Linked DNA regions of Homo sapiens: region 1 is linked to region 2. Evidence: chromatin contacts called from ENCODE Hi-C or POLR2A ChIA-PET data. All regions are on one chromosome and are shown on one strand. Each heading gives the region's core, a stretch centred on a gene start or an enhancer-like site at or near the end of the contact. The rest is flanking DNA. Distances are from core to core; before and after follow the strand shown. Region 1 overlaps EDN3 (endothelin 3). Region 2 overlaps ZNF831 (zinc finger protein 831).

Evidence for each region. A loop is a pair of places that touch in the nucleus more often than their neighbours do. ChIA-PET counts read pairs that join two places held with the same protein, here RNA polymerase II (POLR2A).
Region 1: a loop to region 2 is called in a map of Caco-2, with 2.2 times the contacts of the local background. The contact joins two enhancer-like sites. A Hi-C loop is called at or near these places in 2 of 168 maps with a recorded cell type or tissue (Caco-2 and prostate gland). POLR2A ChIA-PET finds 5 or more read pairs at or near these places in 1 of 52 experiments (AG04449).

The regions. Positions count from the first base shown.
Region 1 is chr20:59,307,476-59,312,551 of GRCh38, forward strand. All of the region lies in intron 2 of EDN3 (endothelin 3), which reads left to right. Among named protein-coding and RNA genes, the nearest start is that of EDN3, 9.4 kb to the left of the region's middle. Within about 2 kb of position 1,541, at least 3 of the 41 ENCODE cell types and tissues checked have a DNase peak (open chromatin) inside an H3K27ac peak, as active enhancers do.
Region 2 is chr20:59,220,978-59,226,327 of GRCh38, forward strand. The region is part of intron 4 of ZNF831 (zinc finger protein 831); the gene reads left to right. Among named protein-coding and RNA genes, the nearest start is that of ZNF831, 60 kb to the left of the region's middle. RefSeq lists a silencer at 1,615-1,684. Within about 2 kb of position 1,299, at least 11 of the 41 ENCODE cell types and tissues checked have a DNase peak (open chromatin) inside an H3K27ac peak, as active enhancers do.

The DNA.
Region 1 (5,076 bases), core at 291-2,790, 87 kb after region 2:
GAAGCCTGCCCTGTAAGCCTCCTCCTGTGTGCATGTTCCCAACATGGGCTTCTTAGGTGACTAATATGCCATCTTAGATGACTCCTGCTTTCGTTCATTTAATATGTTTTCCCAGAGTGCCTCACCTGGGTCAGTATTGAATGGGGCTCTGGGACCCAAGAATGAATAAAAGACATGGTTCCCCATCCGTGACTGATTAAGGGTGGTTTTGTTCTTTTTGAGACAGTGTCTCATTCTGTCGCCCAGGCTGAAGTGCAGTGATGCAATCATAGGTCACTGCAACTTTGAACTCCTGGGCTCAATCGAATCTCCCACCTCAGCCTCCCGAGTAGCTGGAACCACAGGTGCGTGTCACCATGCCTAGCTAATTTAGTAATTTTTTTTTTTTTTTGTAGAGATCGGGTCTTGTTACATTGTTAGGGCTGGGGTTTTGTTCTTTTTGATAGTGATGATTCATATATATAATTCTATGTAATCATATATTTACCCTTTTGCAAGATTATTTTTATTAACATATGTTAACACATGGGCAAAACCCAAATCCTTGGTCCATCACAAGTCCTAAATTTTATTCTGGAAATGTAGCCTTGGCTTGCATAGAAGCATGTGATTTTCCTTTAGCCTACCAGAGCCCTTGGTGGTTTCTCTGTGGGTAAGAGGGGCTGGTTGAGTGTGCACTCCAAGCAAACCAGAAGGTTTGTCCTGATGTCAGAGATGCTGGGACAGAGGGGGCTGAGTCTAGGCGAGAGGGCGAGGGACCCCCAGGCCATGAGTCTCATTCCTGGTGCAGGATTTTTCTTTTCTTGGCTGCTGCTCTGTGCCTTGTTCTGTCTTCTTGCTTCTTGGTGTGGTTACGGGAGCAGGGCAGACATAGGAGGTGGGACTGCTCAAATCCATCTCTTCTTGCAGATCCAGCTTCACACTTTGGTTTAGAGACTCCTGGGGTTTAGAGAGGAATGGGGCCTGGGGCCCACTCATCCAAATTGTCACGTGGAGGAGGAACAGATCCCTTTGTAGGGGTTAAGAGCTCAAACTGTGGGCTCGAATGCCTGGGCTGAAATCTGGATCTGCCACTTAGGAGATGTCACCTCTGAGACCTTCAGTGTCCCCATCTAGAGAGTGGGGGAATAGATAGCACTCTATGAGGAAAGATGTTTTCAGGATGACACAAGAAAGTACACAGGGCGTGGTTAGCACAGCGCCTACAATCTAGTAAACACTCAACGTCTTGAAGATGGTGGCCACAATGATAACAACACAACCTCCAGCCCTGCAGAAGCCCTTCCTGGGCCAAAACCAGTCCTCCTGCCATATCCAATCCTGTGATTGGAGGATGCTGGCTGGTGAGTAGAAAGTCCTTGCTCAAGTTCTGCTGGGGTCCACCTCTTTGGACCTTCTGACTCTGATCTTAGCTCCTGGAGTGCCCCGGAGCAAACCTGTCCACCCTGTCCCCTGCAGGACGGTCTGTTAGCCTCAATTAGCAGAAAGCTTACAGACTCTGGGAAAAGGTGTGCCTGGCTGTCTGCTGTTGCTGATAAGCAGCCTGATAAAGACTCTGTGGTCAAAGGTTGCTGGGCTGGGCTGAGATTCAGTCCCGCCCTTCCAGCCCCTCCTTTCTGCTTTCTATTGCTTCCCTCTCCCCTTGGTAAATCACTGAAAGTTTTCAGTAATGGGGCATGGCGCTCTTTGCGGGCACCCGTCTGGGGCTGTGTCTGTGAAATAGGAGGTAGGGGTGGTGATTGGGGTGATTAGGGTCTCAGTTCAGGAGAACAGGAATGATCTGTTTACCTCTTTGTTAAACACCTATGCTGAGAGCTCTGTGAGGCATCTGTGGCTCTCATGTCCTTGGTACGTCCAGCAGAGTAGATATAATGCCTTGTAATTTGCAGCTGAGGACCCCATGGGGCACCAGTAGCCTCACTTCTGACTTCACCCAGCATTGCCCAGGACCTGAAGTGGGTGTCACCAACTGGGAGTCACCAGGAAGCAATCGAGGAAATCCCACAGACATCTATTTAGAAAACATCATTTCATGATGTGCTTTTGAGACGGGCATGTGAAAGAAGAGGGTGTTGGCCAGATTAAAAGGGACCCTGAGCTTGAGGTTCTGACTGATCATGGTTTCAGGAGGTTTTTCCCCTCACATAACCATTTCTATCTCTTCCTTAGAAATTAGCACACTTTTGGGTACCAGTTTTGAGTTGGAGTGGCATATTTCTTAGAACACTGGACGGCAAGATACTTCTTTAAAATTGGGGAGACTTAGGGCTAAGTTTCGCAGTTTGTTGGAAAGGTCAGTCCTACGAGGACTTTTCTGTTGGGGATGCACAGGTAGAAAGCCCGTTTTCTGCCCCAGAGTCAGCAGGAAGTGTGAGTGGTCCAGGAACAAAAACAGACTTGGTGGAATGCAACTAATCTCCACTTGGGAGACAGAGGGACTTGAGGCTGGAAGGCAGTTTGATTTGTAGCAAGAAAACTTGGTACAAAGAGGTTGTGACCCTGTGTGACCCCGAGGGAGAATTTGGATTTGTGCTAGATGAAAGGGCCATTACAGTGAGGAACTTGGCCTTCAATCTGAAGGCACATGAAAGGCTCTGATGTGTCTGGTCATGTTTGTTCCTGCAAGAATTTAAAACAAAGGAAGCTGGGAGGCAAACAATGCTTCTGCTTTATAATTCCAGTTCCAAACCTCAGAGGGGGAGCTGTAAAGGGTGACCCTGTCTACGGCACCACCCCGCGTTCCAGTGTATTGGAAGTGGATGGTCTCTGTTTTGCATGAGAAAGTGACCTGGTCTCCTTCCTTGTCATGTTTCAGTTGAAACAGAGTTCCTCAAAATTGGAAATGCACACACACATACACACAGACTTTTGCCCACTTTGGAATAGAAATTAATTGCACTCGGAAAATAAATTGCAGAGCATGGCTGAGTACAGACAGCCACATGTGAATGAATTGTTTGTCCGCATAGTTTTGGGGGCTTCGGAATCCTGGCTCACCCACCAAACCTCCCAAGAATAGACAGACAGGATGAGGCATCAGCTCTCTTTCTCATCTGCCCCACCTCAGAGTCTTAGGAGGGCCAAGAGCTTTGGGAGACCTTGGGGACATTCACAGGCTTGGAAGCACTGGCCTCTTCTTCTTTTGTGGCCTCCTCAGGGCAGACTTGGTGGGAGCTCTTAATAAACAGTAACTCAGGAACAGAACAGTCAGGGAGGCCTGGTCCCTGGCCCAGTAATTGAAAAACCAGAAACAGCTTCATTTCATATGCATTGATGACAAAAGTACCGACAGACGCAACCAAAAACATGACTGGCCCGCTGGTGGACAGTTTCGCCCCACAACTTGGGGAGCGCAAATTGCTTTGCCGAGAGTCAGAAGCAACTACATGAGACAGCAGAGGTCCATGTAACTTTTCTGGATTTTTAGGAATCTGATTTCCATGGGTCTCTTGCAGGGCTGAGAATAGACTGGGGTGAGTGAGGCACTCCCTCATGTACAAACTTTCAGGAGGCACCAGAAAGTAGGAAAAAACAAGTAAAATGTAATGCACTATTTTCAGAAAGCCAAAATGAGTGCAAAAAAAAATTCATAATCGACCAAATATTGTTTTTAGTAAAGGCAGGATCCAGCCCTGAGCTTGCTCCACTTACCTCACCTGCCTCACCCTAATCCCAGCCCTGGCATCTTGCTTGAGGATAAAGCCTGTGTCTCTAATAGAGACTCAGTAGTTTGAGGTAAGTGATAAATCTATTGGAGCTATTACTGGAAAGGGGTCCCGATCCAGACCCCAAGAGAGGGTTCTTGCACCTCGAGCAAGAAAGAATTCAAGGCAAGTCCATAGAGTAAAGCGAAAGCAAATGTATTAGAGAAGTAAAGAAACAAAAGAATGGCTGCTCCATAGAGCAGTGGTATGGGCTGCTTGATTGAGTATACTTACAGTTATTTTTCGATCCTATGCTAAACAAGGGGTGGGTTATTCATGAATTCCTGGAACTGAGGTTCCCCCTTCCTAGACCATATAGGGTGACTTCCTGATGTTGCCATGGCATTTGTAAACTGTCATGGCGCTGGTGGGAGTGTCTTTTAGTGGCTAATGCATTATAATTAGCATATAATGAGCAGTGAGGACAACAGAAGGTCACTTGGGTTGCCATCTTGGTTTTGGTGGATTTTGGCCATGTTTTTTTTTTTTTTCCACGTCCTGTTTTATTAGTGGGAGTCTTTGTGAGCAATGTCTTGTGTGGACCTCCCGTCTCATCCAATGAGTAAGAATGCCTCACCTTCTGGCAATGCAGCCTCATTCTACCCAGCCCCTATTCAAGATAGAGTTGCTCTGGTTCGAACACCTCTGACAGAGCTACCAAAAGGGCATTACACAAGGACACAGACAATTAGGTTAGGTGGAAGATGAGCGTATCTTTACGGTCATTGTGATGGTAAGCATAAGTCTTGCTCATGAAGATCTTTTCCATCCTTAACCTGGTATCTCCTGAAAATTAGCAAGAGTGTCTTCTCTTGCTTTCTTTAAATTATTCAAAGCATGTATCATGGTGTCGGCATTTTTTTTAATCCCTTTGCACATAACCCCATCCTTATGAAAATACTTGCTCCCTGTTTTCCCTCTTCTCTTTCCACTGCTGGGAACTATTTTGAGCCCTGTCTGTCTGCAGCTTTGCATAAAGTTATAATGAGGCTGGGCCAGGCAGCCATGGATTTCTCATGCCTACATTCGGCCTGGAATTCAGAAGGGTCACTGGGGGCTGGGGAGAGAAACTCTAGCCTAACTCGTTTGATGCATTTTGGTTGTACCAGATGGAGGGAAACTGCTAATCTGTAGGATTCCATAGACGGCTTAATTCCCCAAGTTTTGGAGGAGTTTGTTTCTCTAATTTTTTTTTTAGCCATAAGTCTTGAAAATCCTGCACCACATAACAAAAACCAGAGGTATTTTTCTGTTGTTCTCCTTTCCTTTGACCCCCTGGTGCTTCCTCCAAGTATCCTTAAGTGTGCAGGTGCCTGTGTTAGGGGAGGAATAGGTCTATGGTCCAATGAGCTGATGAGATGATAAATGCTGC
Region 2 (5,350 bases), core at 49-2,548:
TTAATCTGGTGCCCAAGAACCCCATGAAGCCTGTCCAGGAATACCTGACTCATTTGCCCTTGAGATTGAGGAGAGGCTCAAGTTACATGAGACAGTGACTGTGAAAGTGCTGTGTGAACTACAAAGGACTTTACAGTGTGTGGTTATCATGGCTGGGAGGTGGCAGGGGTGAGCATACACTGAATTTTCCCCCCAGGTCTGGACAAGACGTCTTCAAGCCAAAGGAGGGAGGCAGTGAATGGTGCAGGTCCATACTTTCCCCAGCAGGGAGCTCGTAGGGATTCGGGAGTACATTCTGGGCCCTTGAGTTTGTGCTACATGCATGCCTATGGTGCTCTTCCTGCCGGGGTGAGACTTGCCCTCCAGGTTGAGAAAATGACGAAACTGGAATAATCCTCCAAGCTCCAACTCGTCCCAGAGGCCTCCCTGGCAATACTGTGCTCTTGTAGGGACCCCATCGTCCTCTAGGTAAATAGTTCACACTGGCCCTCACCCCACTGCTGGCTGCTGGCAGGGAGCATGGGGAATCTGCTCCAAAAACAACCATTGCTTCCTGCAGTAGCATTTTGAGAGTTTCCTCCAAATGTTTTTCCTCATCTAATTTTCAGTATGGCCCCGTGGGGTCAGGAGGTGATGTGTGGCCAGCCCTGTCCTAATTAGGAGTCTTGCCCAAGTTCATACGTTGAGGAAAAGAAATGCAAGCTCAGTTCCAAGGTTTTTCCCTTGCTAAAACTCTTAAAATTTTGGCTTGCTTATTTCCTTAACTTCCAAAGGACATGAACAAGTGATTTTTGTACCACCCTCCACATAGACATTAGCGATCATTTTCAGTCATTTTCAGCTTTCCGGTTTTGCTAGGAGGCACCTGGCGTGCCGGGAACGGACAAAAGCCATTTTTCTAAGTACTAGCGTTTGAAATTATTAAGTGTTCGTTAAGCACCCCCGGGTGCAAAGCACTCTCAGAGATGTTTATTTCTCAATTTTCCATAATTTCCTTATTTTTTTTCCCCTACCTAAAGGCAGATTGAAAAATGAACTCAGTGCATTGGAGTCTGAATCATAGTTAATGTGCGACGCCCCCTCCCTTAACTGCGCTGTTTTCTTTCTGCCTCCTCCTGTCTCCCAGCTTATCAATCTGATAAAGTTCTTTTTAACCCCTACTCAGGGGCTGTAACTTTTGCTTTATTCCCACGGGCATGGCAGGAAGCGATCAACGCAGAGCCCCGAACCCCACTCGCCCCACGGGCTGGGCTGAGCTGGGCTGGGGGTCGAGCTCAGCGAAGCCTCGGGAAGGCTGCAGGGTGCCCGGGCGGGCGGCGGGGTGGGTGCGGACCCCTGGCTGGGCGCTCCCGAGACCCCCCTACCCTGGTGGGTGGGCGCCCGGGGGCCTGGAGAGCCGCCTAGCCACGTGGATGCTTCTGGAAGAACACAAAGCCCGGGCCCCCTCCGCCCCCGCCGGCGCCAAGCCTCAATCTTGCAGGAGCAGAGAAGAAAGGCTCTGTTTTTCTCTCTCTCTTTTTTTTTTTTTGTGTGACAACAACCTCACATAACCTCAAAAGTTACCCATGAATTTACCAAAACTTTTTATGAAACTATTTTAACCTCTGGTGGGGGTTAAAAAACAAGCCTTGTGAATTTATTACCCGGAAGAAAGCGCAGAGGGCTGGGATTTACAGCAAAGCCGCCTTCCAAGCTCCGCGGGGGCCCCCTAGCGCCCATCGCGGGCACCGCCGAAGCCCGGCTCCCTCCTCGCTCCGCGGCGCAGCACGGCCTGGAGTCCGGTCTGGGAGGGAGGCGGGCGGACCCCAGACTCGTGCAATCAGGGGCACCTGCTCTGAACACCAGGGACCTGGCGGTACAAATTTATTTTATGTTCGTAGGGGTTTCCGTGGTAGAACCAAGGGAGCAGGCTGAAGCCGAAGGAAGGGAGAGCAGGGTTTTGATCCTAGTTCCTTGGCTTCTGCAAATCGGCTGGGACCCCCCGCTGAGCAAGCGACTGTCGTCACGGCCCCCGCACCAGACGACCCCAGCCTGTGGATGATGTTTCACTGCCCTCACATAAACGCCACCCAGAAATGCAAGAGTAAGAATGTTCACGAAGAGGGGAGGCAGGAGCCCCAGCTGATAACAGGAGGAGGCAGGAAGGGGGCCTTGGAGGAGGTCAGAGGGGGGACATTATTTCAGTTTCCCAGGACCAGGGTGAGAGATGGGGGTGAAAGAAGAAAAAGGACAAAACGAGGTGCCGAAGGCTCTATTGGGTGCTCTCTGTCCGCAGGGATGTAAAGCAGAATCCAGGATTCTGCCGCAAAATGCAGGCTCCCAATCGCTGCACGGTGACCAGGACTCCCGGACCCTTCGCTTGCCAAGTGTGTGCGATGGTTCCTTCCTCTCCAGCTTGCAGACACACTGGTTCTCTTTCAGAACTAGCCATGTTTTTTAAAAGCACATGGAAAAATGTTAATAAGCAAACGTTTTAACAGAGAGATGCAGGAGGAACGAGCCGGCAGCAGCCTCCCAGCAGAGGCAGCGGTGCTCCAGCGGCTACGGGAACGGGCCTCGGAGGAAAGCACTCGGGCTCGCTGCCGAGTTTCACCACCTGTAGTCATGTCATCCTAGGGACGTGTCTCAGCTCTTCTGTGCCTCGGTTTCCCCATCTGTAAAATGGGGGTGATAGTAACACTACACAAAATATATCTAGAATTTGAAAGAGTGCTTTGAATCATATAACCTTGGCTGTTGTGTGGTGAGGCCAGCTGGCTGGTATTCATCTAGCTCTACGGGGAAGGCAGAACCCAGATTTCACGTTAAATAAAATCTCTCAATTTTTACAGGGTGCTAATTTAAACACACATACACGCACGGACGTGCACTTGCACACATACCCCATCTGGGCCCAAATACAGTCAGCTAGTTTGAGACCTTTACTTCAAAGGCTGCCAGGAGGCCACGGGACAGGAGGGAGGAAGGAAGGAGTCATCTCTCCCTGTCATCCACCACCCCCACATCCAGGCCACTGGAGCCAAACACTGAAACCGGTGTGGCCAGCGCTCTTTTGGGGGTGGATGGATTACGGGGAAACACGTCCTTCTTTTCCGTTCCCCCTGGGAGAATATAGCAGGGCACCCACTTTGAGTACCCTCGCACCAGGAGGCCTTCAGAAGCCACCTTGGAAATGTGATGGTGCGTGGCGGGTGGGGGGACTTCCTCTTGTTCCTGGAGACCTGCTTCCCCTCCCAACAAGTGCGTGCTCTGCACGCCCGGCTTCTCACCAGCCCAGGTACCTCGCCGCCTGGGTGCTTTGAGGTGCCCATGGGCTTCTCATCCGTGGTTTGGTAGCATCCTCTTCCAAGCTGACTTCTCATGTATTCCAGGAGGCCAACACTCTCCTGCACCCTAGGGCAGAAGAGCACTGGGTGGGGGGGCGCCTCTTCTGCCTCGTCCCATCCCAGCCTTCTTTTGTTCCCTCCTGATGGCTTACCCTGATGCCCTGATCATCTGATATACTCTAATTGCCCCATTGCCTTGACGAATCCGACTGTTCTTTGCACTTCATCCAGCCCTGCTAGCTTCACTCCTTCAAGCATCCATGCATTCAGTAGCTGTTTGCTGGGCAACTGCTAGGCATTAGACATTGTTTCTTGAGAGGCAAATCAGGCACATTCCTCTGACTTTCGATTGTTTCTTAAAATGTTGAGGTTTTACAGTTGAACAGAGAAGGTTTAATAGTCGTTCAATCTAATCGAGAAAGCAACAACAGGAATTACTTGCTACAGTGATTCCAAAAGGGCAGCCCAGAGAGAATACTGAGAACCAAAGACATGTATTCTCATTCATCTTTGTCCAAACAAATTAAATATGTTATTGATTTTTAAAAGTCCCTGCATGAATGGTTGAAAAGTAATTGGTTTTGTATGTTTTAATATGAAAACAATATTTTTAAAAATTGCTTCCTGGATTTGTAGGGTTTTTAAATTTTGTGATTTTTTTTTTTCCTTTTTCATTCTGTAGAGTAGAATACTGCATGCTTTTAACTGGTGGGGGAAAAGCTCTTTATTAGTCTTTTCATTAGTCTATATCTGTTGTGTTCCATTGTGTTTAATTTCAATTAATCTGGATTCATTTAAGTAATATTCCATTATAGGTTCAATGCATGTATATTTTTTTTAACTTAAGAAATGGGGAACATTTTTTGGTCAATTTTAAGTAACTCTGCATTAAAGCTAAGAAAACCCACTTAACGTGGTTTACTCTGGAAGTCTCCTTGAAGAAGAAGTTGTTCTTTTTTATTTTGTTAGGTTTTGTGTTTACCTTTCCCAATCTCGCCTTGGATTTTCCACGGCTGGTTTAGCAAGACTTGCTTTGGTCCTGACAGCTCAAGTCTTTCAGTGCTTCTGAGGACGCAGGGCATATTTCTTCTTTGCTTCCAGTTTCACTACTCAATAAATTTGTGGAGTCACCAAGCAGTCATCTGTGTAGTTTGATAAGGCAGAAAATGATGATTTCTCTATTATTTTGCTTAGAAGGATGAGAAACTAGATTAATCAACGTCTGTTGGAAATGCCTCTTTATAGAAAAGACTGGCTTCTTTCATCAGAGTCATGATCTGTGGCTCATATGCAGACACATTAGATGGTTTTCCAGGGGACAGGAGCAGACGATCAAACTCTGAATTTTAAGTCTGTCATTAGATGACGTGAGGTAAACTTTAGTCAACCTTTATTATGGTTAGGAGGGTGGTGGGGGCCAGCAGGCCTCCATGGAGTTCACCCATCTCATTCTCTGGGGCATCAGGGAAATCGTGCAATGTCTGTAAGAGTTAGGAGAATGGTGTGGGTTACCATTCTTGGTAGAAAGAGACTAAAACCCAGCTCAAAAAGGTTTAAGCACAAAAGGGAATTTGTTTGCTCATGTGATGAAAGAGCCCAGGGTAGCTCCAGCTGGATCCAGGGATGTAAACAATGTGACCAGGTCTCTGTTGATCCCTCTTCAAATCAGAGTAGACGTTCCTTTGGGTTGCCTTCATCCCTAGGCACATGGTGGCCTCATGGCCCTGGCTTATATTATACCTACTTTCTGTTCAAAATCCCATCATCAGTGTGGGTCTTATGCCTGGCCCCGAACCTTCTACTTGGCCAGGTGGGTGGAATATGCTCACTCCAAGAGATGAAAAGGAGTGGTCATAAGTCACCCAGCTTATATTGAGGAGGGATGTTCTCTAAAGGAGAACTGAGGTGGGGCATGGCTGCTGAACACACAGCACAGATGTCGATCACAACCTGACCTGCTTCCTAATGGGTAGAGGTGCTCAGTGAGTTGCTTGGCCAGCAAGCTGCCTTCTCCATGTTTTGTG